Linked DNA regions of Homo sapiens: region 1 is linked to region 2. The links are chromatin loops, found by intact Hi-C in ENCODE. Cell type or tissue: mammary epithelial cell. All regions are shown on one strand. Each heading gives the region's core, and the rest is flanking DNA. Links, peaks and the distances in the headings are about the cores only.

Region 1 (7,856 bases), core at 1,602-6,601, 390 kb before region 2:
TAGCTGGTTGCTTTGTAGTTTCTATTGTGTGGTTGCTTTGTAGGGTCTGTGGGGTGTATACTTAAGTGTATTTTTGGGGTAGCACAAAAACATTTCGTTTCCATGTTTAGAACTCTCTTAAGGATCTCTTGTAAGGCTGGTCTAATGGTAATGAATTACATTAGCACTTGCTTGTCTGCAAAGGATTTTATTTGTCCTTCACTTGTGATGCTAAGTTTGGCAGGATATGAAATTCTTGGTTGAAATTTCTTTTGTTTAAGAATACTGAAAACAGGCCCCCAATCTTTCCTGGCTTGTAAGGTTTCTGCTGAAAAGTCTGATGTTAGCCTGATGGGGATCCCTTTGTATGTGATCTGACCTTTTTCTTTAGCTGCCTTTAAGACTTTTTGTTTAGCCTTGACCTTGACAGCCTAGTGATATATGCCTTGGTGATATTTGTTTTGTATAATATCTCACATGTGTTCTTTGGATTTCTTGTAACTGGATATCCACCTCTCTAGCAAGACTAGGGAAATTTTCTTTAGTTATTCCCTCAAATAATTTTTCCAGGTTGTTTACTTTTCTCCTTCTCTCTCAGGAATGCCAGTAATTTATAGATTTGATGGCTTTACATGATCTTATATTTATCAACGACTTTTAAAATTCTTTTTTCCTTATTTTTGTCTGGCTGAGTTAATTCAAAAGACTGGTCTTCAAGCTCTGAAATTCTTTCTTCTGCTTGGTCTATTCTATTGATAAAGTTTTCAACTGTATTTTCAAATTCTTTACATGAGTTTTTCAATTCTAGAACCTCTGATTTCTTTTTAAAGCATTTAAATCTTCCTTCATTTCCTGGATTGTTCTAGAAGCTTATTTGTGTTGATTTTCAACCCTGTCTTGGATCTCATTGAGCTTCCTTGCAATCCATGCTTTAAATTCTTTATCTGTCATTTCTGAGTTTCCATTTTGGTTAGGAACCATTGCTGGAGAGCTAGTGTGATGGTGATATCACTACATTCAGAATTTTTATGGTGCCAGAATTCTAGTACTGGCTCCTTCTCATCTGGAGGCATTGGCACTTCTAATTTTTGTAGTTATTTTCATGTGGATAAAACTTTTTTCTTTCTTTCCTTACAATTTTTTTTTTCTTTTCCCTTTTCCACCTCCCTAGGGGGTGTGACTGTAGAGAATGTTGAGTAGGGTCTTTTGGCTTTGCTTCTATAACTATAAGCACTTCTGCTAGCAGGTTTTATATTGGGCTGTGTGGTTTGACTTACAAACCAGTAGATGGAGCTTATGGGTAAGAGCTGGCTGTGGCCAGTGCAGCCAGGTGTATACCTGATCCTTGTTTACTGTGAGAAGCTCTCTGTTGCCTCAGGTAATGGGCTGATTCATGGAGTGCACAATGGCCTGAGCTCCCTGCTCAGGCCTAGAGGTTGGGGCCAAGATGATGAGCGTCAGACTGGGCAGGTCCATCTACAGGTCCCCAAGTGGCAAGCATAAGCACAAGTGCTGAGGGAAAATCCAGTGAGTGCCCACCAAGCACCCTAAGGTATGACTAGGCATGCATCTGGGAAACTTCCTCAGCCCCAATTCTCTGTATGGGAAGGGGAGCAGCCTACACTTCTAATCCAGGACAGTGGGTGCCCAGATGCCTGGAAATCTGCCTTGGCATGGAGGGGAGAAGGCCCTGCTCTGCCACAATCTCTGCACAGGAAGGGTGGGGGCAGTTCAGGCTGCTGGTCCATGTGACTGAGTGCTCTGAATGCCTGGGGTTCTTCTGCCTGGGTGTGGAGTGGAGAGGGCCTTGTGCAAGAAGGGTGGGGCAGCTCAGGTTGCCAATCCAGATAAACAGGTGCTCCAAATGCCTGCAGATCTGACTGGGTTTGGAGTATAGAGGGTCAAGCTGCACCACAATCTCTGCATAGGAAGGGTGGGGCAACTCAGGCTGCTGAGCCAGGTGAACGAGTGCTCTGAATGCCTGGAGATCTGCCCAGTCGTGAAGCAGAGAGGGCCTCCTGGTACCAGGATCTCTGCACAGGAAGGATGGGGTAACTCGGGCGGCTAATCTGTGGGAGCAGATGCTCTGAATGCCTAGAGAACAGCCTGGGTGTGGAGAAGAGAGGGTCCTACTGCACACAGTCCATTCCCAAGAAGGGTGGGGCAGCTCAGGCTGCTGGTCCAGGCAAGTGGGTGCTCTTAATGCCTGGCGCTCTACCGGGAGGTAGAGCAGAGAGGGCCCCACTGCACCATGATCCCAGGGAGCAGGCTGCGGCACCCAGAAGTGACACATGCAGACCAGACTGGTTCCAGGTTGCCAAGCTGGCCCTGGCTGCAGTTCTCATCACCCAGAAGAAACCATGCTGTAGTAGCTCTCCTCCCTCCCCAGGTCTGCAATGGAGAAAAGCACAATTCCAATGCTTACTGTTGAGGTGCTTTCCACAGTTCTGGCCATGGAGGCCTGTACCCTGGTCCAGAGCAAGTGCTCCAATCTCTGGCCTGAGACTAAAATGCCTGTGCAGCCACACTGCCAGGTTGCCAAAGAGTAACTGACTTTGTATACACTCATATTGAAAATGGCACCCTGCTCTCAGTTCCAGGTCTGGGAAAATGCCTGCAGCTTTTCCAGGTACCTTTCTCTCTCAGCATCTCCAAGCCTCTCCCTGAGTTGGCTCCAGGGCTTGGGAGAAACAAAGCGCTTTCCCTTGGCTTGGATTGCTGTGTTCCCCAGAGGAAAAGTGAATCACAAAAGGAGGCTCCCTGCCCCACTCATGCACTGGGGCTTTACTCACTTTCATCATTGAGACGCAATCACAGGGGCTGTTTGCCCACCTTCTCGTCCCCAGGATTTAGGGTGTCCTTCATGATTCCAGTGGATTCCCAGGTTTTTTTTTTCTTGAATTAAAGCTCAGAGTTGATCTTTATGTAGTATTTTGCTATTTCCAAGTTTTTGAAGCATACTGAAAGCCTCTACTTCATCACCTTGAAAAGGCAAAACTAGAGGCTTTCAGTGTGCTTCAAAAACTTGGAAATAGCAAAATACTACATAAAGACCAACTCTGAGCATTAATTCAAGAAAAAAAAAAAACAAAACTGTCTCATTTTTAAAGGATAGTTTTTCCAGTTTTAGTATTCTTGATTGATAGCTTTTTTCCTTCAGCACTCTGAGTACATCATTCCACTGCCTTATGGCTAAAAGGTTTTTGCTGAGAAACCTCCTGATAATCTTATAGAAGCCTCTTTGTCTGTGATGAAGCACTTTTACTACTTTCAAGGCTTTCTCTTTGTCTTTTGACAGTTTGATTATAATGTGTCACAGTTTGGGCCTCTTTGATTTTATACCAGTTGGAATTCATTGAACTTGGACTTCTATTTTCATTTGTTTCCTCTGATTTGGGAAGTTTTTGGCCATTTCCTCAAATAAGGTCTCTGCCCCTTTCTCTCCTACTTCTAGGATTTCCATAGTGTATAAAAGGGTCTGCTTGATGACGTCCCATAAGTCCCTTAGGGCCTTTTCAGTTTTCTTAATTATTTTTTCTTTGTGCTCCTCTGACTTGATTCAAATGAACGATCTGCAAATTTGCGAGTTCTTTCTTCTGCCTAAGTCTGCTTTGAACAGCTGTAGTGAATTTTTCAACTTAGTTATTGTATTTTTTAGCTCTAGAATTTCTGTTTCTTTAGTTTATTTCTGTTGACATTCTCACTGGACTCATCCAGCATTTTCCTGATTTCACTTAGTTGTCTATCTGTGTTCTCTTTTAGCTCACTGAGCATCTTCAACACAGTTGTTTTGAATTCTTTGTGAGAAAGTTCAGCAATTTGCATTTCTTTAGGCTTGGTTACTGGAGTTTTATTTTGTTCATTTGATTGGGCCATGTTTACCTGTTTATTTGTATGCCTTGTGATCTTTTGTTGAGATTTTGGCATTTGAAAAAACAACCACCTCTCCCAGTCTTTATGAATTGGCCTCACGCACGGGGAGACTTTTACCAATCAGCCTGGCAAAAGGTTCTGGGACCTCTCAAATCTTTTCTGGGGATGTGTCTTCTCTGGCCTTGTGCATGCCTGTTTAACCGTCTCGAATTCCCTAGTCTATTTCTTCTCAAGAGACATAATCTCTTGCTCCTCCTGCTGTCTTCCTGTGGAACTGCATAATCTCTGCAGCTGTAACGTTCCTTGGAGCTTGCCTGTTTCCAGTGGCTTCTGTGCTGCCATTCCTGTCTGTGCTCTGAGTCAGGCAAGACAGAAGTCAGTCTCTCAGGCAGCCCCCAGACAAGCCAGAACATTGGCTGCACAAGTCAATGTTTGGTTTTCAACCCGAGGGAGTAGTTCTGGTATGGGAGGTTTTCTCATGGTTGTGCCACATTATACTGGGCCCAGGAATCTCTTATCAAATCCCTTACCACTTTGTGACATCATAAAATAGTGGCAGTATTTTTCTTTAGTCAAAAGTCAACCAAATATATGCTGCTTCAGCAGCTGGATTGTAACCTCTAAAGAAGGAGGTTCCAATGATATCAAGGGAGGAAGAAGGAAATAGCAATTCTTTTCCAACTCCAGCTCCGTCTGTTTCAGTCTCTGCACCAGGCACTTTACTCACGTGGTCTTTTTTACATCTTGTAAAGCAGGTGGTGTTATCCCCATTATGCAGATGAGGAGCCTGAGGGCTGGGGAGGGTATGTGACTTTCTATGTTCTGAGCTGTAGAAGCTGGATTTGAACCCAGGTCTGCCTAACAGCAAAGTTGGTAAAATACCTGAGACTGGGTAGTTTATAAAGAAAAGAGTTTTAATTGGCTTATGGTTCTGCAGACTCTACAGGAAGCATAGTGGCTTCTGCTTTTGAGGAGGCCTCAGGAAGCTTCCAATCATGGCAGAAGGCAAAGGGGGAGCAGGTGTCCTACATAGCAGGGGCAGGAGCAAGAGAGAGAGACAGTGAAAGGGGAGGTGCCACACACTTAAATAACCAGATCTCATGAGAACTCACTTACTATCATGAGAACCGCACCAAGAGGGTGGTGCTGCACCATTCATGAGAAACCCACTACCATGATGCAGTCACCTCCCACCAGACCCCGCCTCCAACACAGGGGATTACAATTTGACATGAACTTTGGCCAGGGACACAGATCCAAACCATATCAGTCTTTTTTCCATGACACTGAGCAAAAGGACCCAATCTTGGTCATATGTGTCCCTCACCCACCCCCAATGTGCCCAACAGAGTTCAGCAAGTGTTTATTGCACGAATGAGGCTAGAGATGCAACCAAGGAGACGCAGAGGAAACCAGCCTTGCCCCGCCACCTGCCCCCGCTTCCTTGCCTGTATGTCTGTTGACTTTTGCTTTCCCTTGGTTTATGCTCTAGGGGCCTGCGGGGTTTCTGAGCCTGGGCAAAACTCACTGAGGAAGGGAAAAAAATCTGCTCACCAGGTCACACAGCACATTTAAACAGATTAGGCAAAACCTCTCCCTTTCTCAAGACACTTCCATATATGGAAAATTATTGTAATGTACTGATTTTCTTAGCATGAGTCTCTTTACTGCCATCTTCTGGAAGTTTATGACAGTATACACATTTATGATTATGATGGATAGCAGGCAGTCCTTTGCACCCTAGGTGTGACACTCTTGTGCCACTTCTCTGTGGTGGCCATTCAGGGAGATGAATCTGGAACCTTCTGAAGCCTAGGAGAAGAGGTTTATGGATTCTATTTTTCTGTTTGGATTTGTTACCCTGGTCCTGCCCATTGTAAATCTCTGGGCTTCTTCGTGTTCACTACGCCCGCCCATACCTGATCTTGCCCTGGGGCCTGTAAGGAGTCTTGTTTAAATGCAAGCCATTGCAGGAGTGAAGGCTTAACATCCCATGAACTCCTTTAGTTTTCTGCCTCAGTTTCCTTGCTGGGCTGACAGCTCCGCCACCTGACCTAGCTTTGACCAGCCCTGGGACCTTGGCCACTGGAGGGTGCTATTAGCTGGGTTATTGCTGGGATAAACTTGACCACTGGACCTCACTGGCTGGGAACCTTTGAATGTCTTCTATTGGACTGTTAGTCATTCTCCTTTGGGGCTTACAAGGTTCACTCACTCAGTCACTCACTAATTCAATTCATGAGTTCAGCAGGTAATGACTAAGTCCCCACACCATGCCAGTACTGTGCTAGGCACTGGGGGATCAATGGTGAGAAAAACAAGCAAACAAGCACATGGGATGCAGCAGACACCTCTGGCACCCTGCTCATCACATTCCTTGGCCAGCTGTGATTTCAGTGCCAGCGACAGTGGCCGGTGGCCGTTTCCCTGACAGCTCAGAAAGCTTGCCTTGCTCTTACAGCATCCACTTCATGTATGGGACAGATGCCTGTTGGTTTTCTGCCTCAGGGTCTTCTCCAGCGTTGTGGGAACACTCTTAGCCCATGCAAGCCTGGCGGTGTGAAGGCACGAGTTAAAATGTACCCAGGATTTGTTTTAATCAGTATGGTCAGACACGCAGGCAGGGAGATGATTGTCATAAAGGAAGAAGTTTATACTAAGTACTCTAGAAATGGGAGGCACTGCACACTGCTACCTGGAACACATGGGAAGCGCCAGGGTCAGAAGGCAGAAGAGGGAGAGGGGAGAGCAAGGCTCAGAGCCTTTGTTGAGGATTTCTTGGGAAGGTGTGGGCAAGGCAGGGTAGGTAGACTGAGTTAGCTTAGGATGGATAGTGTGAATCACTGTGGAGGGCTCTGGGCTTTCAAGGTCATTCCTAGTTGTCTGGTTCTTGGCCCTGTAGTGATTTAGGGCAGAGAGAATATTGACTTGGCAGTTGGACGGTTGGGGGTGTGGGCTCTGGAACGATTGCTTTGTACATCAAAGGTGCAGTCACAGGGGAGTCCTTTGCTGTCTCTAGGAATTAGCTAGCTCTGGGAGGGGCAGTCTCTCCAGGATCAAGGCCCCAAATGCCGGAGCATCAGGAATACAGAAAATAAGAAAATGCAGTCAATACAGGGCATGAATCTTGTCCGGGGAAGCTCTCAGCCAATGAGGGCTGGGAGCTGGTGGATGAATGCTCCAGGCTCTTGGCCTTTAGGGGACTGATTCTGGGGACTTCATGCTGCTTGTCAGGAGGTCCCAGCTGCACTGAGCCTCTGTTGCCCAAAGCATTGATGACCGCAACACAACTTTTAATGATCTTACTCCTCCCTATGCCATTTTCCCTCAATCCTTCACTCTTGCTGTCTGGGAACCTCTCCCAAATAAACAACCTGCACTCCAGTCTTATCTCAGGCTGTGCCTTCTGGGAACCCCACATAAGCCACCTGACCCCTGCTGCCTTAGAGCTTTACACTAGGCTCGGGAAAAGCTTCCTGGAGAAGAAACCATTTTTCTTGCTGCTGAAGAAAGACTCATTGTGTCATGGGTGAAAGGGGTAGGGGGAGAGCAGTCGAGGCAGAGCGAGCCACACATGCAAAGGGCCTGAGGCTGGTGGGAGGAGCATGGCCTGTTCCAGGAAGGTGTCAGGGGCTCCCCAGACCCCCGTCCCCACAGATCCAAGTTCCCAGCATGCCTTGCACCAAGGTCCAGCCATTTACAAAGAAAGAGCGAGTCCATCTGAGTGTTGACACATTCAGCGGCTCAGGTAATGTGTTTATTTTTATTTTTATTTTTGAGACAGAGTCTTGCTTTATCACCCAGGCTGGAATGCAGTAGCACCATGTTGGCTCACTGCAACCTCCGCCTCCCGGGTTGAAGCAATTCTCATGCCTAAGCCTCCCAGAAAGCTGGGACTACAGGCATGCACCACCACGTCCGGCTAATTTTTGTATTTTTAGTAGAGATGAGGTTTTGCCGTGTTGGCCAGGCTGGTCTCGAACTCCTGGCCTCAAGCAACCTGC
Region 2 (7,856 bases), core at 1,523-6,522:
CTGGACACGTTCCCTTGGGTATGTCTCATCGGCATCTGACTCCCAATATGTCCAAAACCAAACTCTCCACCATCTCCACCCACTCAGACTCCTTCAGAAGCTCCTCTTATCTCAGTTATTGACAATTCCATCGTGTGCATTGCTGAGAATAAAAACTTCGTGTCATCCTTGACTCTTCTTTCTTTCGTATCCCATATGAAATCCACAGCCAATTTCATGGGCTCTACATCCAAAATACTTCCTGAATGTGACCATTTCTTTTCACTTCCACTGTTCTTACCCTGGTCCAAACTACCATCTTACTCACCTAGGTTGTGAAACAGCCTCCTAAATGCTGTCTTGCTTCCACTGCTGACCAACAGCCAGAATGATCCTTTCATAATGTCTCAAATCATGTTATTCTTTTCCTCGCTGAGCCCTCCAGTGACTTCTCCATGCTCTCAGAGTGAAAGCTAAAGTCTTATTATGCCTATGAGGCCCCCATGATCTGCCCCCACCCCTGTCCCTCATCTCCCATTCCAACTGTATCACCTTTCGACTCTCCAGCTTTAACCTGTTCCAGCCATACTGGATTTTTAGGTATTCCTCAAATCCACAATGCATGCCCCTACTGCAAAGTCTGTTTTTGCGACAGCCTGTCTTGTGCAGAAATCTGCAAGATTTAGTGGACAGTCAGGCAGCCATAGCAAAATACCATAGACTGGGTGGTTTAAACAAACAGAAATTCCTTTCTCCCAGTTCTGGAGGCAGGAAAGGCCAAGATCAAGGTCAGGTGGGGTTTGATTTCTGATGTGGGCGCTCTTCCTTGCTTATAGACAGCTACCTTCTTGCTATGTCCTTCGCATGGCCTTTCCTCTATGCATGTACATGAAGAGAAATCTCTCTCTTTCTCTTCTGATAAGGCCACCAGTCCTATCAGATTAGGGTCCCACTCTTATGACCTCATTTAATCTTAATTATCTACTCAAGGCAAGGCCCCATTTCCAAATATAGTCACTTTGGGGGTTAGGGCTTCGACATATACATTTTGGAGGGTGGAGGGAGAAACACAATTCAGTCCCACTGTATATATAGTTTTTGTTTATTAACTGTCCCCTGCTCATCTTCCTCACTTAGAAAAGAGCTTATCTGCTTTATTCACTGCTACATCACCAGTATTTGGGCAAATGTCCCAACATGTTAGGTATTCGACATAATAGCAGTGGTTTATGTTTTTGTTTGATGTATGTAAGTACCATATTTGGTGGTACTTACGTATTTACGTGCTTACTTACGTACTTAATGACAGTAAGTGCCGTTACTTAGTGCCTGGCATATGGAAGCATTCAATGATGTTCACATTATTAGAAGGTAGCGAGAGGAAAGAACTTTGTATGGGGAGGGATCTCTAAAGCATGGACCAATTTGCAGAAGTGGGAACATATGGCTTACTTAACGGGAATAGCAAAGAGCAAAGGGTTTTTTGTTTGTTTGTGTTTTCAAGATGGGGGAGTACCATGGCACGATCCCGGCTCACCACAACGTCTGCCTCCTGGGTTCAAGCGATTCTCCTGCCTCAGCCTCCTGAGTAGCTGGGATTACAGGCATGCACCACCACTCGTGGCTAAATTTGTATTTTTAGTAGATAGGGGGTTTCTCCATGTTGGTCAGGTGAATTCCCAACCTCTGGTGATCCACCTGCCTCAGCCTCTCAAAGTTCTGGGATTACAGGCGTGAGCCACTGTGCCCAGCAGGAATAACAAAGAGTTCTGTGGAGCTTGGGCAACATTTGCTCAGTTGTAGGAGGGTCTTCAGTGCCATCCTCAGGTGCTAGGAACTCAGTGGCAATTGGAAGCCATTTAATGCCTTCAAGCAGGAGAGTGGCATAGGTAGAACTGCATTAATTCAATTCATAAAAGGATTCATTCAATTCATAGAGGACTGATTGGGGAAAAGTGAGACTTGGGGGCAGAAAACCCCAAGGAGAATTCCTCAAGTGAATCAATTAAACTCAGGAGTTCTCACTATTATACCATCTGCTACCCTCTGCCTCTGTCCTTTATATTTTATTTCAATAATGTGTTTTCACTTAAAAGTAATTATTTATTTATTAAGTATCATTATTATTATTTTAGATGGAGTCTCACTGTGTTTCCCAGGCTGGAGTGTAGTGACATGATCTTGGCTCACTGCAACCTCCGCCTCCCTGGTTCAAGCGATTCTTGTGCCTCAGCCACCAGAGTAGCTGGGACTATAGGTGTGTGCCACCAAACACAGCTAATTTTTGTATTTTTTGTAGGGACAGGGTTTTGCCATGTTGGCCAGGCTGGTCTTGAACTCCTGACCTCAAGTGATCCACCTGCCTCAACCTCCCAAAGTGCTGGGATTACAGGCATGAGCCACCGCACCCGGCCTAAAAGTAATACATTTTGATCTTTTTTCATATGAGCCACATAATTGCCAACCAATTTATTTAATATTTAAATTAGATGATTTATTGAATTCTCTCTCACTCTGTCTTTTGATATTGTCTGTAACATTGCTGTGATGCCTCAGAATGATTCTTCTCTTACAAACTACTAAATGTTCTCAGAAGTCCAGTGATTTCTCTTTTATTTCTCATTCTCTTGGAGAGAAGATCTATTTGCCCATTACTGGGAGAATAATGAGTTATGGTAGAGTTTGAATGGGTTCTTGTTCAAATACTTGGGTCCTAGAAAGATGGGAAATGCTGCATTACTTGAGGTTGATTTTAACTTGCTTGGGGACCTGGCTTCTGTGCAGGTGGTGGGATCAGTAACATCTAGCGGTGGCCATTGGAGTTGGTTGCTTTCTCAGGGGCAGTATTCTTCACCTCTATCCCTCACACTCTAGACAGAGTCCCTCCCTGGTCCCCAAATGTCTTCACTTAACTTGTAGCCCCCTCTGTGTCAGGGAAGGCTGAGGGTAAGCTGATCTCAGCCACCCATTTGCTGCCCATCCATTCATCTCTACTCTTTGTCTGTCTGATTTTCACTTACATCATGTCACTGCCACTTTCTCAGGTAGGCACTGAACCCCACCCCAAATTTTTCTTTATCTCACTGTTTTCCCAACTGCGATCTGAAGACCACTTGAGTCAGAATCATCTGGAGAGCTTGGTGTACATGCAGAGTTCCTGGCCTCCACCCTGGACCCTGAGCATGAAAACCTGCATTCTATTTTTTAACCCTGGCTGCAGGATTTCTCGCAGAACTAGCACATAATGTTTTGCTTCTCCATGGTACTGTTGTCTGTATTATTTAGGCATTATTTATGCTAAATGAAATATACATGTATTTGTATGTATATTCTAATTATATATATTCTAGTTATGTATTTACTGGTCATTTCAAAGGGAAAATTTGAAGCATGGGGAATGAAGTCTATTGAAACATTGAAACACTTGCCACCTATTTCATCACTTCATAGATGAAATAGGATTTTTATATTCTTTATAAGGTTTTATTAGGACAATAAAACCATATTGTAGAAAACTGGAAAAATAGGGAGAAGGGAGAAAAACGTAATTTCCCCAATTTGATGCAGCGACTGTTTTCATGTTGGTATAGTCCCTTTGGGTCTCTGCACAGAAATATTCATAAATGTGTGCAGCATCATTGTTAGTGTTGGTGCCATTTGGTGTGACGTATAGTCAGAAAGAAGAGGCCAAGAACACTGAGTCTATTCTGGGCTTCCTCCTTCCAGGACATAGCCCACTGGACTCATGGAGAAACCCGTTTACAAGAGACCCATCCCAGGGCACCCTGCAGGACCAGGTGCAGAATATCCTCAGAGCAGATCTCCAGCTTACCAATGTGTTCAGCATCCTGAGCTGGTGCCCATGGGGTTCTCCCATTCAGACTGTGTTTATTGTCACCTCCTATGTGCCAGTGAAATGAAGAAGACCCTGTTGCTTCCCTGGGGCTCCCAGGCTTATGGGGGAGACAGACACATAAACAGCAATTACTGCACAGTGACACACATATCACTCTGGAGGACGGTTACTTTGGGCCCTGGAGGACAGAGCACAGTCACCAACTGACCAGCCTCCATTCTATGCCCAGACTTGTTTCCAGTGGAGCCAAGGGGCTTTACAAAATGAAATACTGAAACTCCAAACTGTGTGAGTCATCACGTTAGGCAGCGTCATCACCGCAGGGAATGGCATATTCTCTCTTTTAAATTTTATTGCATTTTTATTGGAATTCTGAAATATTTACAGTATATAGAAATGGACAGAAAATGATGAATCAGACACACATGTGTACATCAGACAGATTTCAACAAAGAGCCTATTTTACCACATTTGATTCATATTTTCTTTAAAGGAAATAAAACACCTCACTGTTGAAGTCACCTTTTCAATTCTTCTGGATCACACTTCCCTCCCTTCCTCTCTCCTTGCCTAGAGGAAAACACTGTTTTGAAGCTGGTCTGTATTCTCCCTGTAACTGTTTTTCTTTCATTACCTAGGTATGTGCTACATGTTTTAAGTATATATACGTTGTATCATACATGTGTTCTTCTGCAACTTACTTTTCTCTACCTCTCAATATTAAGTTCTTGAGATTTAGCCATGTGGATCATGTAAAACCTAGTTCCTTTGTTTCAACTGCTATAGAGTATATTCCAATATTTGGTAATAACACAATTTATTTATCCATTGTCTCTTGGATGGACATTTGGATTCCTACAGACACTCTTAGGCTGGGGGTGCTGGTATATGCCTATAATCCCAGCACTTTGGGAGGCTGAGGCGGGAGGATCCCCTGGTTTCAGGAGTTCAAGACCAGAAAATACTCTTCCTTATGTCTCCTTATTGATACGTGTAAGAATGTCTCCAGTATGAGTTCCTAGAGGTAGATTACCTAGGTCTTCAGAAATGTGTATTTTCAGTTTCACTACATATCTCCAAATTGCTCTCCAAAGTGTTTGTACGCATTTTCACTCCTACCAGCAATATAACAGATCCCATTTTCTAACATTGACATTATTGCACATGGCAATTTTTGACAGTTTTATAGATTCAAAACAGTATCCCACTAAGTTTTTTTAACTTACATTTATCTGATTAATAGAGAAGATGATTATGTTTTCATATGTTCATATGTAGTTCTTTATGTATTCTGGATACCAACCCTTTTTTGCTTATATGCATTGAAAATGTTTTCTTCCAACCTCTGGCTATCTTTTCTTTTCTCTCTCTCTCTCTCTCTCTCTCTTTATTTATTTATTTATTTTTTTGAGACAGGGTCTTGCTCTGTCACGCAGGCTGGAGGGCAGTGGTACAAACACTGTTCACTGCAGCCTTGACCTCCCTGGGCTCAGGTGATCCTCTCACCTCAGCCTTTCAAGTAGCTGGGACCACAGGTATACACCATCATGCCCAGCTTAGTTTTTTGTATTTTTTTGTAGAGACAGGGTTTCACCATGTTGCCCAGGCTGGTCTCCAATTCCTGGGCTCAAGCGATCCTCACACTTGGCCTCCCCAAGTGCTGGGATTATAGGTGTGAGCTACCACCCCCAGCCTCTGGTTATCTTTTAATGCTGTTTTCAGCAACTTCTTTCTTACAGATATTTGTAAACTTTCCTTTGATGTAGTTGTGCATTGTACATTTTGTTTGAGGAATCCTCTCTGTCCTGAGACCATACATAGAGTCTCCAATAGTTTCTTCCAAAAAAGTCAAGGTTTTGTTTCTACATTTAAATCCATAATGCAAGCGAACTGAAGTGGTCCTTTTTTAAAACTATGAAAAGTTCACAATATTAAAATGAACAGCTCCATTATTATAAAACAAACATAACTACAGTCTATGTCAAGACATAAAACCTCAGGGCCGGAGAAACCCTTCACGTGTCCACTGTCAATTATAACCCCTTCCTCTTGCCCAAATTAACCACTATCCTAACTATGATGCCAATTGTATTGTTGCTTTTCATTGTAGTTTTACTATGTATTTAAGCATCCTTAAGTAAACAACTCAAGATAGTATTTACTAATTATTGAAGTATCCGTATTGTTTAGTTCTGCTTGTATTTTTAAATTATGTATAAATGAAGTAATATAGCACATAAGCTTTCATGTCTGACTTCTTTTTCTTCAACATTTATTCTGTGACATTAGTCCACGTGAGGTGCAGGATCATTTGTTCATTCCCATGATGCTATGTTGTGCCCTTGGACAAATACTCCACAGTGCATTTATCCAGTCTAGGACTGAATATTTGGAATGGATTTATTCCCAGTCTGGGGATACAGAGGTCAGTTTAATTTCTTTCTGTGTCAAAACCAGTTCTTCCACAATCATCCATTGAAAAGCCTCTCTTTTCACTGCTACTTTGTGGAGGCATCTTTGTCATAAATCAAATGTCCCCTTTTTGCGTGGTCCCCTTTCTGGTGTCTGTTTTGTTACATTGGTCAGTTTGTCTATTCTTGCATCAGTACCACACTACCTTAATTAGTTAAGCTTATAATCTGTCTTGAGGCTCAGCGGAGTAAATTCTCTCCTTTATTCTTCTTCAAAGATATCTTCCATCTTCCTGGATCTTCATAATTCTAGTTTATAACTAACTTGTCAACACACACACACAAACACACATACACACACACAGACTCACACCTTTTGGACTTTTAGGTGAAAACCATCTGATTTAATTTTGTGTGTGTTGTGAAGTTGAGATCTTATTTTATTCCATTGTCTATTCTATTGGGATGGCCAGTTGTCCCAACTTCATTTATTGGCTATTCATTTGTATATTAACATAGCTGCACCATTTTTCTTTTCACTAATACACTTGATCTTCATTATTCATGGGAATGTAATTACTTGCTAACATTTATCTGTAGCCCCAAAATAAATCCTCTTGGCACTTCCATGGTCATTTATGGGCATGCGCAGCGTTGACAAAATTGAGTCATCTGACGGGCACGCTCCCATCTGAAGTCAAACACGGGTACACTGTGCCTGCTTGTTTCAGCTCTCACATGTCAACAAGTGTCCTTTTCAAGGTCATTTTAATTCCATGGTTTTCGCATTTCAGTGCCATTTTTTCCTGGTGATTGTGCAGTTTAAAATGTTCCCTGGCCGGGTGCAGTGTCTCACGCCTCTAATCCCAGCACTTTGGGAGGCCAAGGCGGGCAGATCACGAGGTCAAGAGTTCAAGTGAAACCTGGTCTCTACTAAAGATACAAAAAAATTAGCCGAGCATGGTGGTACACACCTGTAATCCCCGCTACTTGGGAGGCTGAGGCAGAGAATTGCTTGAACCTGGGAGGCGAAGGTTGCAGTGAGCTGAGATCGCACCACTGCACTCCAGCCTGGGTGACAGAGCAAGACTCCATCTCAAAGAAAGAAAAAAAAAAAAAAGAAAAGGTTTCCCAAGCCAGTGTGAAGTGCTATCTAGTGTTTCAAAGGCTGTGATGTTCTTTATGGAGAAAATAAGAATGTTACGTAAGTCTTGTTCAGGCATGAGCTATAGTTCAATGTTTAGGAATCACAACTATATATTAAGTGAGGTATCTTTAAACAGACACACACATAAAACAAAACAATGTTACGTATTGGTCAGTTGATGAAAATGTTGTGACCAGAAGCTTGTAGTAACCTAACCCTGTATTTCCCCTAGGAACAATGGTTCAGTATTTGCTAATTCAGTTTTCATGGTAAATTTATGAAACATAACTATCATGAGTAAAGAGAATTGACTTCATTTGGCTAAGATGCCTTTTTCTATAACTTTACTTTCAAATTTTCTGTGTGACTCTCATAAACAGCATACAGCTGGATTCTACCCCCACCCCTCAATCTAATCTGAGAATGCCTGTCTTTTTAAAAGAATTAGTTTATTCATGAACAC

Evidence for each region. Peaks named below come from ENCODE experiments on the same cell type or tissue, not always from the same donor. Only the 100,000 strongest peaks of a DNase experiment are listed, where the experiment ranks them.
Region 1: it touches region 2 in a loop (5-fold over the local background); 2 of 110 quality-filtered maps call a loop at or near these places.

The regions. Positions count from the first base shown.
Region 1 is chr16:66,272,274-66,280,129 of GRCh38, reverse strand. No RefSeq gene overlaps it. Among named protein-coding and RNA genes, the nearest start is that of CDH5, 90 kb to the left of the region's middle. In mammary epithelial cell, for the core only: CTCF peaks have their summits at 4,117 and 5,911 (motif pointing right); DNase peaks (open chromatin) are centred at 1,839 and 4,149; H3K27ac peaks cover 238 bases.
Region 2 is chr16:65,880,538-65,888,393 of GRCh38, reverse strand. No RefSeq gene overlaps it. Among named protein-coding and RNA genes, the nearest start is that of LINC00922, 310 kb to the right of the region's middle. In mammary epithelial cell, for the core only: no CTCF peak of the experiment used is centred there; a DNase peak (open chromatin) is centred at 4,143; H3K27ac peaks cover 1,908 bases.